2 separate regions of the Homo sapiens genome follow, and region 1 is linked to region 2. Evidence: chromatin contacts called from ENCODE Hi-C or POLR2A ChIA-PET data. All regions are on one chromosome and are shown on one strand. The core of a region is the stretch at or near the end of the contact, and the rest is flanking DNA. Distances in the headings are between cores, read along the strand shown. Region 1 overlaps SIPA1L1 (signal induced proliferation associated 1 like 1). Region 2 overlaps SIPA1L1 (signal induced proliferation associated 1 like 1).

Region 1 (4,721 bases), core at 1,037-3,536, 36 kb before region 2:
AATCATATTCCCTGATGTTCTATATGCACTAAAAAATAATCCACTAAAATTTATAACAGCTATTTAATGATGCTTATTTGACAGACTGGAACTTGAAAAACAGCTCTTGATAGCAAAATTGAGAGTATATGAGAGTGCTAAAGCTGTAACTTTAGTACAAATCAAGATAAGTGTGGTATTCTAAAGAAACTATGTTAAAGATGGCTGATTACAAGAGGGTGAGAGGTAAAGACAGAAAACAGCAACTGAAATGTGCTTTGTCTCCTCAATCACTGTTCAACCTGATTTGTATGTGTTTTGGAATGGAGGAGGAGGAGAAGGAAGGTGAACAGTAAGAACAATCAAATCTGGTGGCTTACAGTTATCCAAAGAATATTTAGGTGCATAAGCATTAGTCGTCCCTCTTTTAAGGAATGGGAAAATACTCTTAGATGCGCTTCAGACCAGATACTGTGTTTCTCCTGGGCAGTGTGCAGTAGAGGGAGGCCCTTCCCTATCACAGCATCTTCAGTAACTTGACTTTGAGAGTAACACTCCACCTACCATGAAGACAAGCCTATCAACACTGTTGATCAGTGGAGCAACAAATGCCACTGCCAAGAGCCCATGGGCTCCTCTGTCTTCATTAATGCATTCCTCTCTATAGGATTCAAGGAGAACACACTTCATAGACAATTATACACTCGGTGCAAAATTGAAGAAGTCCTGTGGGGCCACAGAAACCAAGATGAGTAATGGCTTGGAAAGGGTCTCCTCCTCAACAAGCTATGCAGGATATAGGCAACATTATAATTATTCTATAACTTAGTATTTTCCACTTATAAATTTCCTTAGTACTCTGATCATGGTGACTATCTAAATGAAAACAAAAGGCCAGGTACGGTGGCTCACGCTTGTAATACCGCACTTTGGGAGGCCAAGGCAGGCAGATCACTTAAGGCCAGGAGTTTGAGACCAGCCTTGCCAACGTGGTGAAACCCCATCTCTACTAAAAATACAAAAATTAGCTTGGCACAGTGCTGCACACCTGTAATCCCAGCTACCTGGGAGGCTGAGGCACGAGAATCGCTTGAATCCAGGAGGCAAAGATTGCAGTGAGCGGAGATCGTGCCACTGAACTCCAGCGTAGGTGAGAGAGTGAGACTCTGTCTCAATAAATAAATAAATAAATAAATAAATAAATAAATAAATAACACAAAACACATACATACTCAAAGGAAGATAAGTAATTCAGGTTAATCTGAATGCAGCCCTACTGCCTAGTCTGTGCCTCCATAAGGAGGATGTGGCTATCACTTGGACTTCTATCACCAGTACAGATCCACCTTAATGTCCAATGGGCATTAAGTGAGGAACTCAATAAAGTACAAAGAAGTAACATGATGCATGTTAGCTATATTATTACTGTCATTTAATCCTGGTTCTCAATATAAACATACACTCACTAGCAAAATGGCAAAGAGAAGTGGGCATGAGAAAGGACTGGAAAGAAAAGCATCAATGGCATGTTGCTTATTTTACTAAATACAAACAATGGGATTCCTCTACTGATCCAGTATTTTTCCAGCAATGGACCTGGCTTCTATGTTGGACTAAAATAGCCTCTGAAGTCTAAATTTGTAAAATAATGTTTATAAAAACAACATAATAATAAAGTGATTATAGCTTCATCAGCCAAATATGATTTTTACATATAATATCAGCTGTATAGCATACTTTAGTAAAGTACTCCCCCTCCACCCCCTCCCCACCTGAGACTTAGCCACAGTGAAGTCAGGAATGCATTAGGCAGCCAAATGGAAACTACCCGGTGATAAGCGGCTGAGTGACAGCCAGGTCAGCTCTGCCACACCTTGGTGCTAGAGGATAAATTACATCTGACACTGATGTACTCCTTCAACAAGAAGACTTGCTTTAAGGTTCTGATTAGGAAAAATGAGTTAGTCTGCTAATTTCAGTGAATCAAAGTTGTCTATTATAAGACAGAGTTGTTTGTTTAGATATGTTTTATACTATATAAAAGTATAAACAACAATTTTTAAAATGTACAGTTTATACTTTACAGAGCTTAATTTCTGCTCCAAATTTTGTTATCCAGAGCCACTATTTGTGGTATATTATCATACTGTAACAAATTGCCTGTCTGACTTGAAAGTTGTGTGGCCCAAGAAAAGCTCTTACAGTAACCACTCTGTGTAACTGACTTCCACTGAACAACTTCCTGGATTAACCACTGCTCATAATTTCCCTGCAAACCATGCTGACAAATACCCAATGGCACTAGCAGTCTAGTGGGTGATCCCTAGGTGCCATACATACTTTCTGTTCCTGCCAGCTGGACCTCATGCTGACAAAGAGTGAGCTGTTTATACCAATTGACTTGCTATTTTAATTATGAAATTTAATCATGAAAGCTGATGAAATATGAGTACAAAAGATAAACGTTGTTCCTATTAAAAACTAAGGCTTTATACAAACTTAATAAAGGCAAGTCATTAAAAAGAAAGCTGTTGGATTAAATGTGGGCAGGACAGCTATGAAAAAATGAGAAAAAATTTATGAAATCTAAGATTTTGTACTCAGATTATGTTGTTAGTCTCTATGTTTTTATTCTTATGGTTTAGCCTATTAACACAATTAAGAATTTAAAAGAGTAGAATCATTGTCAAAGAAAAGCCCTTGGTCTCACAAGAGTTTGGCAAACATATTCTTATATGTGTTAATGATAATAAAACAGTTTGAATGTATACTTTTTAACAATTCCCTGCTTGAGTTGATATTTTCAATTCACTAGTTCCAATTATGCTGGGTAAAAGGGTATTTTCCATGCTTCAAGTTAGTAACTACTGGATTAGTGGGTATTAGATTTATGAGGTTATTATGAACAAACAGGATTAATCTGGAATCTAGGCATTCACATTTTTATTCCAGACTTTTGAAAGATAAAATACTTTAAGATTCTCCATCTCTTTAACCTAGCAGAGATCAGAGAACAGTGATTAAGAACATGACTCTGTTCAGACAGCCTGGCTCCAACATTTACTAGCTCCATGAGAGTCTTATCACTTAAGCTCCAGTTTTCTCAACTGGAAAATAAGGTTAACAATAGTACCTACCTTCCTGGGCATCAAGAGATTGAAATGAGAAAATGTGGCATAGCAAATGCCTAGTACAGTGCCTGGTACACAGTAAGTACCCAAAATGTTCATTATTATAATAATATTATTATACTGCCTAATAGGAAAAAAGTACCCATTATTACATAAATTAGATTATAACTAATATGTTTCAGTGTCAGTTTTGGGTGGAGGCCATTTTGCCTCCACCTATCGACAGCTCAGACACACCTGCAGAAAATTTGCACAGGTACAGTAAAGCAGGGGTTCTCAGCTAGGGGTTAGTTTACCTCTTAAGAGACATTTGGCAATGCCTGAAGACATTTTAGGCTGTCACAACTAGAGGGAGGAGGAAAACCTACTGGCATTAATAGTGTGGAAGCCAGGGATGCTGCTAAGCATCCTACATCCTACAATACACAGGACAGCCCCCTACTCCACGCTACCCCAACAAAGAATCATCGCACCCCCAAATGCCAAGTTGGCAAGAATGAGAAACCTTGTACCTTAAAGGACAGTGTAACAGAGATGTAATTTCTAAAATATAAACTTCAGAAAATTATTCTGAGAAGATAAATGTTTAAAAATGACATCAGGGTATGCAATACATATTGATTCCAAGACCCACGCTATAGATATGTAGGAATGAGACATGGATGTTTAGTCACGAGACAAGATTGTTTCCGTCAACAAGCCTTCTGGAATGGGACCTATCATGTAGTAATATTAAGATATGCTTTATTCTAAAGCAATTGTTATAAAGCTATGAGTACTATATTTGAAACTAAACTTCACTCATAATTTTAAATACCATTCAATAATTTTAAATAATTTTAAATACCATTCAAAACCCCAAAACAGTGGAAATCAAAACACTGTGAGAATAGCTTGCAGACAGGGAGCCTCTCGCCACAGGCCTCTTCACTTGGCTACAGAGATGACCAATCTAGCTAATGGAACACAGAGGTATGTCCTTCGTGGGTAAGCATCCTGTTTCCTCGTTTGTCTACCTGGATGACTTAAACTCATTCCTTAATTAACGCTGCTCAAAAAGCTTGTAAGGGTTCACTTATACTACTTACTTTTCGGTAAATCACAATGGTCTTTCTTAAAAGTATGAGATAAAACTGTGTATAATCTCAAATATATATGTGTGTATATATGTGTGTATATATGTGTGTGTGTGTACATATATATATATATATATATATATATATATATTTTTTTTTTTTTTTTTTTTTTTTACTCTCCCACTCAAAGAAAAGATTAGAAAGGAAGTGGCCCTTATGTCAAAGGTACTTCTCTCTTCAGTGCCTTTTCTACTCAAAGACCGAGATTTGATTCTTGGCACTGAGACTTATTGGCTCTGTGACTTTTGTCAAATAATGTAATTTGTTTTCACAATACTTCCTGTAAATGGACAGGAATATATTATAATTACCACCTACTGATGACAACATTGAAGCAGCAAAGAAATGATTCCTGTACTTACTGTGGAAGTGATAAAAAATGAAAGTAGCATTAAAACTGTTTTGCAATCCTTAAACAACAGCTATATTTCAAATATTTTCAACTTGGTATATTTATCCCTAAAGGTGACACAGC
Region 2 (4,589 bases), core at 1,436-3,935:
TCCCAGGAGAGAAATCTACCTTGAAACATGATGGAGCTCTCCACTGTCTGTAGTTTCCTACTGTCTCCTAAAAACCTATCACTCTTGATGTTATCCAGAAAATTAATGGCAAAGGTAAACCCAGGTTCATCTTTAGAAAAACAATGCTCTCTATATAGTCATGAGATCACCAAACATCTCATACAATGGCTGGTAAATTCTAGGTACTCAAGCAGAAGTATTTCTTTTTCCTATAATTTTAAGTCCGTGCCCTGATATTCACTCAACAAATATCCATTATTCCATAAATATTTGAGGCATCATTCTACATGCTGAAAATACTGCCCTAAAAATGTTTATATTTACTTTGAGAGACAGACAATAAACAAACATATGATGTAAGAGTATCACTACATACTTAGGCTTTAAATTCAATAAAATATTTTTTTACCTATGTCACCTGGAATGCCAACAAGAATATTACTTCTAAAAGTGAGTTTTTGGTGTAAAAATCATGAGACAACTGATTTAAGTATCACAAACCAACACTTAATAATTACCTACGATGTAAGTTAGCAATATTCATTTTCCAGCAAATTGGAAGCATTTTCACTTCAATGGATTTATATATTTCTAAAAAATTGAACTTGTACAAATTAGAAATATAGCAGTTATCACCATAAACTATGTTGGCAGTCAACTTGAGCCTAATGCTACAATCCATAACTATCACAGGAAAGTAAGGTAGGTTTTTTTATATCAGTTACATCTGAAAAGAGTCACAATTTCTGGGCCTCTTAAAGTATGAACTCACATAGGAGTCAATCATGACTAGTTTAATTTTATTTTACTTTGTTCATTTTCATATTTGTATTCAATAAGGTACTTTCGCAACGATCCAAATGTAACAGAACCACAGATTAACACAGAATTAAACAGGCACTCACATCTCAAGTACCACATCAAAGCCAAAAGTTAACAATTAGTGCAAGTGGCCCCTTTGTGCAGAGAACTACAAAAATACAACCTGTAGTAACCATGATCAGCAGCAAAGTGCTCCTAATTCTCAAATAGTGGATTTCTTTTCTTATGAAATTAATGGGTGGTAAGGACTTAGTTTGAAATTAATAAAATATCAGGGAAAAAATGTGATATCTAATGGGGAAACATTTTCCATGAGCAAAACTAATGAAAGAAATCACAAAAGAAAACATTGACAGATTTGGGTACATGAAACTTTTAAACATCTGTACATTAAAAGGCAAACCAAATACTAGTTTAAAAAATACCATAAATACAACGCAGACTGAATACACTGAATATATGCAAAGATTTGTGAAGGAAGATAAAATACTAAGATTCCAAAAGAAAAATGGGAAAAGAAGTATTAATGGGTATGGTGTTATGATAGCTATATTGGTTTTTGTCCACAGTTCCTAGCTCCTAACTCCCACAGTCCTTGTTATAATGCTGGGGTACTTTAGGCCTCAGGAAACAGAATCTCTCTCTCTCTGACCTCCTGTCCTTTCACCTGCCCAAGGCAGGGCTCTAATCTGATTGTGGATCAAAAGACACTCATTCCAGAGAGTCCTGCTCCATATCCTACGGGAAGGAAAGCTACACAGAAAGGCCAAGAAAAGTCTGAATAGACAGGCCTTGCTGGATTTAGATAATGTGCTTTTTGTCCAATCACATTTCTACACGGTTGTCAACCAGGCCATGTAATAAAACCTCCTTGTATAAAAACCCAAAGGACCAGGTTTGAAGAGCTTCTGGAGAGGTGAACATGTAGAAGTTCTTGGAAGGTGGCACGCCAAAGGAGGGCACGGAAGCTCCGTGCTCCTTCCCTGATACCTTGCCCTACACAACGCTTCATCTGAATCCTTTGTAATATCCTTTTAAATAAATCAGTAAACATGTTTCCCTGAGTTCTGTAAGCTGCTCCAGCAAATTAATTAAACCCAAACATGGGGTTGTGGGAACACCAACTTAAAGTTGGTCAGTCAGAAGTCTGGAGGCCTGGATTTACCAATGATGTCCAAAGATGTAAGGGGCAGTCTTGGGGACTGAGCCCCCAACCTGTGGAATCTGACACTATCTTAGGGTGGATAGTGTTGGAACTGAATTGAGAACATCCAGCCAGTGTACGCTGTTTGGCATGTGGAGAAAAAAACCCACAGCTTTTGTCACAGAAGTGTTTTCTGTGTTGATGATTGTCATGGTGGTATGAAAGCAGAGGAAAGACACGGTTTGAGAGTTTTTCTGAAACAGTAGGCAATTCACAAAAGAAAAAATTGGTTAAACATTTGAAAAATGTTTCTGTTCAATAAATACAATACAGGCACACCTCATTTTATGGCACTTCACTTTATTGCACTTTGCAGGTGTTTTTTTTACAAATTGAAGGTGTGAGGCAACCCTGCATTGAGCAAGTCTGTCAGTGCTATTTTTCCAACAGCATGTGCTCACTTCCTGTCTCTGTGTCACATTTTGGTAATTCCCACAATATGTCAAACTTTGTCATATTATTACATCTGTTTTGGTGATTTCTAATCTGTGATCTTTGATGTTACTACTAATCTTTTGGGGAATGCCACAAACTGCACTCACAGAAGACGGCAATCAATCAACAAATGTCAAACAATCAACAAATGTCGTTTGAGTTCTGACTGCTCCACCCACCAGCCATTCCCCATCTGCCTCCCTCTCTTTGGGCTCTCTAGTCTCTGAGACCACAACACTGAAATTAGAATGGCCTCTAAGTTCAAGCGAAACTTGAAAGTGAAAGGAAGAGTCACAGGTGTCTCATTTTAAATCAAAAGCTAGAAATGATTAAGCTTAGTGAGGAAGACATTTGAAAGTTGAGAGGCTGAAAGCTAGGATTGTACCAGTTAGCCAAGTTGTGAATGCAAAGGAAAAGTTTTTGAAGAAAATTAAAAGTACTACTGCAGTGAACACATAAATGATAAGAAAGCAAAACAGCCTTACTGCTGAGATGGAAAGTTTTAGTGTTCTGGAGAGAAAGAAGATCAAATCAGCCACAACATTCTCTTAAACCAAAGCCTAATCCAGAGCAAGGCCCTAACTCTCTTCAATTCTATGAAGGCTGAGAGAGGTGAAGAAACTCAGAAGAAGAGTTAGAAGCCAGCAGACATTGGTTCATCAGGTTTCGGGAAGGAAGCTGTCTCCATAACATGAAAGTGCAAGCTCACCAGCAAGTTATCCAGAAGATCTAGCTAAAATGATTGATAAGGTGACTACAATAAACAACAGATTTTCAGTATAGATGAAACAGCCTTCTCTTAGAAGAAAATGTCATCCAGGACTTTCATAGCTACAGAGGAGAAGTCAATGCCTGGCTTCAAAGGTTCAAAGAACAGTCTGACTCTCTTATTAGGGGCTAATGCAGCTGGAGACTTAAAGTTGAAGCCAATGCTTATTTACAATCTGAAAATCGTAGGGCCCTTAAGTATGCTTTAAGAAAAATAAGAGGTATTAATTTTTATAAAATGTGCTCATTAGCTACTGGAAGAGTGAAATTGTTGTTTTTTTTTTAAATTAGGAATATGTATCGAGAGCCTTTAAAATGCTTACATACTTTTTTTCCCAGTTATTTTATTCCTGAGTATTTTTTAAGGAAACAATTCAAAAGACAAAATTCTGTGCAAAAAAAGGGTTCATCACAGCATTATTTAGGATAGCAAGGAGCTATAAACAACCTAAATGCTCCCAAACTATGTTTATAGCAATAAATATTATAAAAAGTGTGGTAGCCCAAGTGTAGCAGATCAGGGGAACAAGAATGAAATTCCCAAAACCTCACCAAAAAATTTTATGAAGAATCAAATCACAGGATGTTGTAATTTGTGAACTGTTATCTTTTTCTTATCAATATAGAAGTTAACAACAACAACAACAAGCTCTCTTTATACAGAAGGTCACCTGTGGGAAGTGTTACTCAAGAATGCTGAGAACATCTTCGGTTTCACAGTGGGGCAGAACTGACAGGGAGCTAAAGACTGAAAGCAACAGAAAAAGAACATCTTTTCTCACCAGCCTACATCAGAAAAGCAGATACATTTTTTTAACTTTCTTCTTTAAAAATCTTTATATTTTTTATTTTTAAGTCTGTGGTGTTTAAGTTGCACGATTTTAAGGTCATCTGCTTTTAAATTCAATATCATGGCTTCATGTGTGCAAAGAAAGCAGTAATACTGTTTAAAAAGAAATGAGGAATCTAAACTTCCTTAAATTAACATTTGAAGGTTTGAGCACAGTGAAACCAAGGTTCAATATCAAGACATTAATTTGTTCAGAAAAAAAAATACTGTATCTTAAACAGAAAAAAATCTCTAAACTACCTTTGCTGAACAGAAATAACGTATCAGTACCATGTTCCTACAAACTAACAGAAGATGCTACAGGTCGTAAATATTAAGAAAGAAAACTTTTTTCTCTAATTTTATATTCATTCTTGCTACATTTGAAAGGACTGAACGGAATATTCCATTCAGATAGGCCAAAGTTCAAAGTCTGTACCTGGATGAGGACATGAATTTCAAACACAAACCACAATCTGAAAAATAGTCTGTCTCTAGTTACTTTATACA

What was found. Hi-C counts contacts between places; a loop is a spot of excess contacts on that map. ChIA-PET counts read pairs that join two places held with the same protein, here RNA polymerase II (POLR2A). Pooled maps may share reads with other maps.
Region 1: a map of naive thymus-derived CD4-positive, alpha-beta T cell shows a loop between it and region 2 (3-fold over the local background). The contact joins two enhancer-like sites. A Hi-C loop is called at or near these places in 6 of 168 maps with a recorded cell type or tissue (B cell, GM12878, adrenal gland and 2 more), 16 of 37 single-sample maps with no recorded cell type and 15 of 50 pooled maps. POLR2A ChIA-PET finds 5 or more read pairs at or near these places in 13 of 52 experiments (AG04450, B cell, GM12878 and 8 more).

Annotation. Positions count from the first base shown.
Region 1 is chr14:71,589,661-71,594,381 of GRCh38, reverse strand. The region is part of intron 5 of SIPA1L1 (signal induced proliferation associated 1 like 1); the gene reads right to left. Among named protein-coding and RNA genes, the nearest start is that of SNORD56B, 190 kb to the right of the region's middle. Within about 2 kb of position 2,286, at least 4 of the 41 ENCODE cell types and tissues checked have a DNase peak (open chromatin) inside an H3K27ac peak, as active enhancers do; they include GM12878 and OCI-LY7, where a contact is called at or near this core.
Region 2 is chr14:71,553,892-71,558,480 of GRCh38, reverse strand. The region is part of intron 4 of SIPA1L1 (signal induced proliferation associated 1 like 1); the gene reads right to left. Among named protein-coding and RNA genes, the nearest start is that of SNORD56B, 160 kb to the right of the region's middle. RefSeq lists a silencer at 2,339-2,438 and enhancers at 2,859-2,918, 3,029-3,088, 3,249-3,308. Within about 2 kb of position 2,685, at least 9 of the 41 ENCODE cell types and tissues checked have a DNase peak (open chromatin) inside an H3K27ac peak, as active enhancers do; they include GM12878 and OCI-LY7, where a contact is called at or near this core.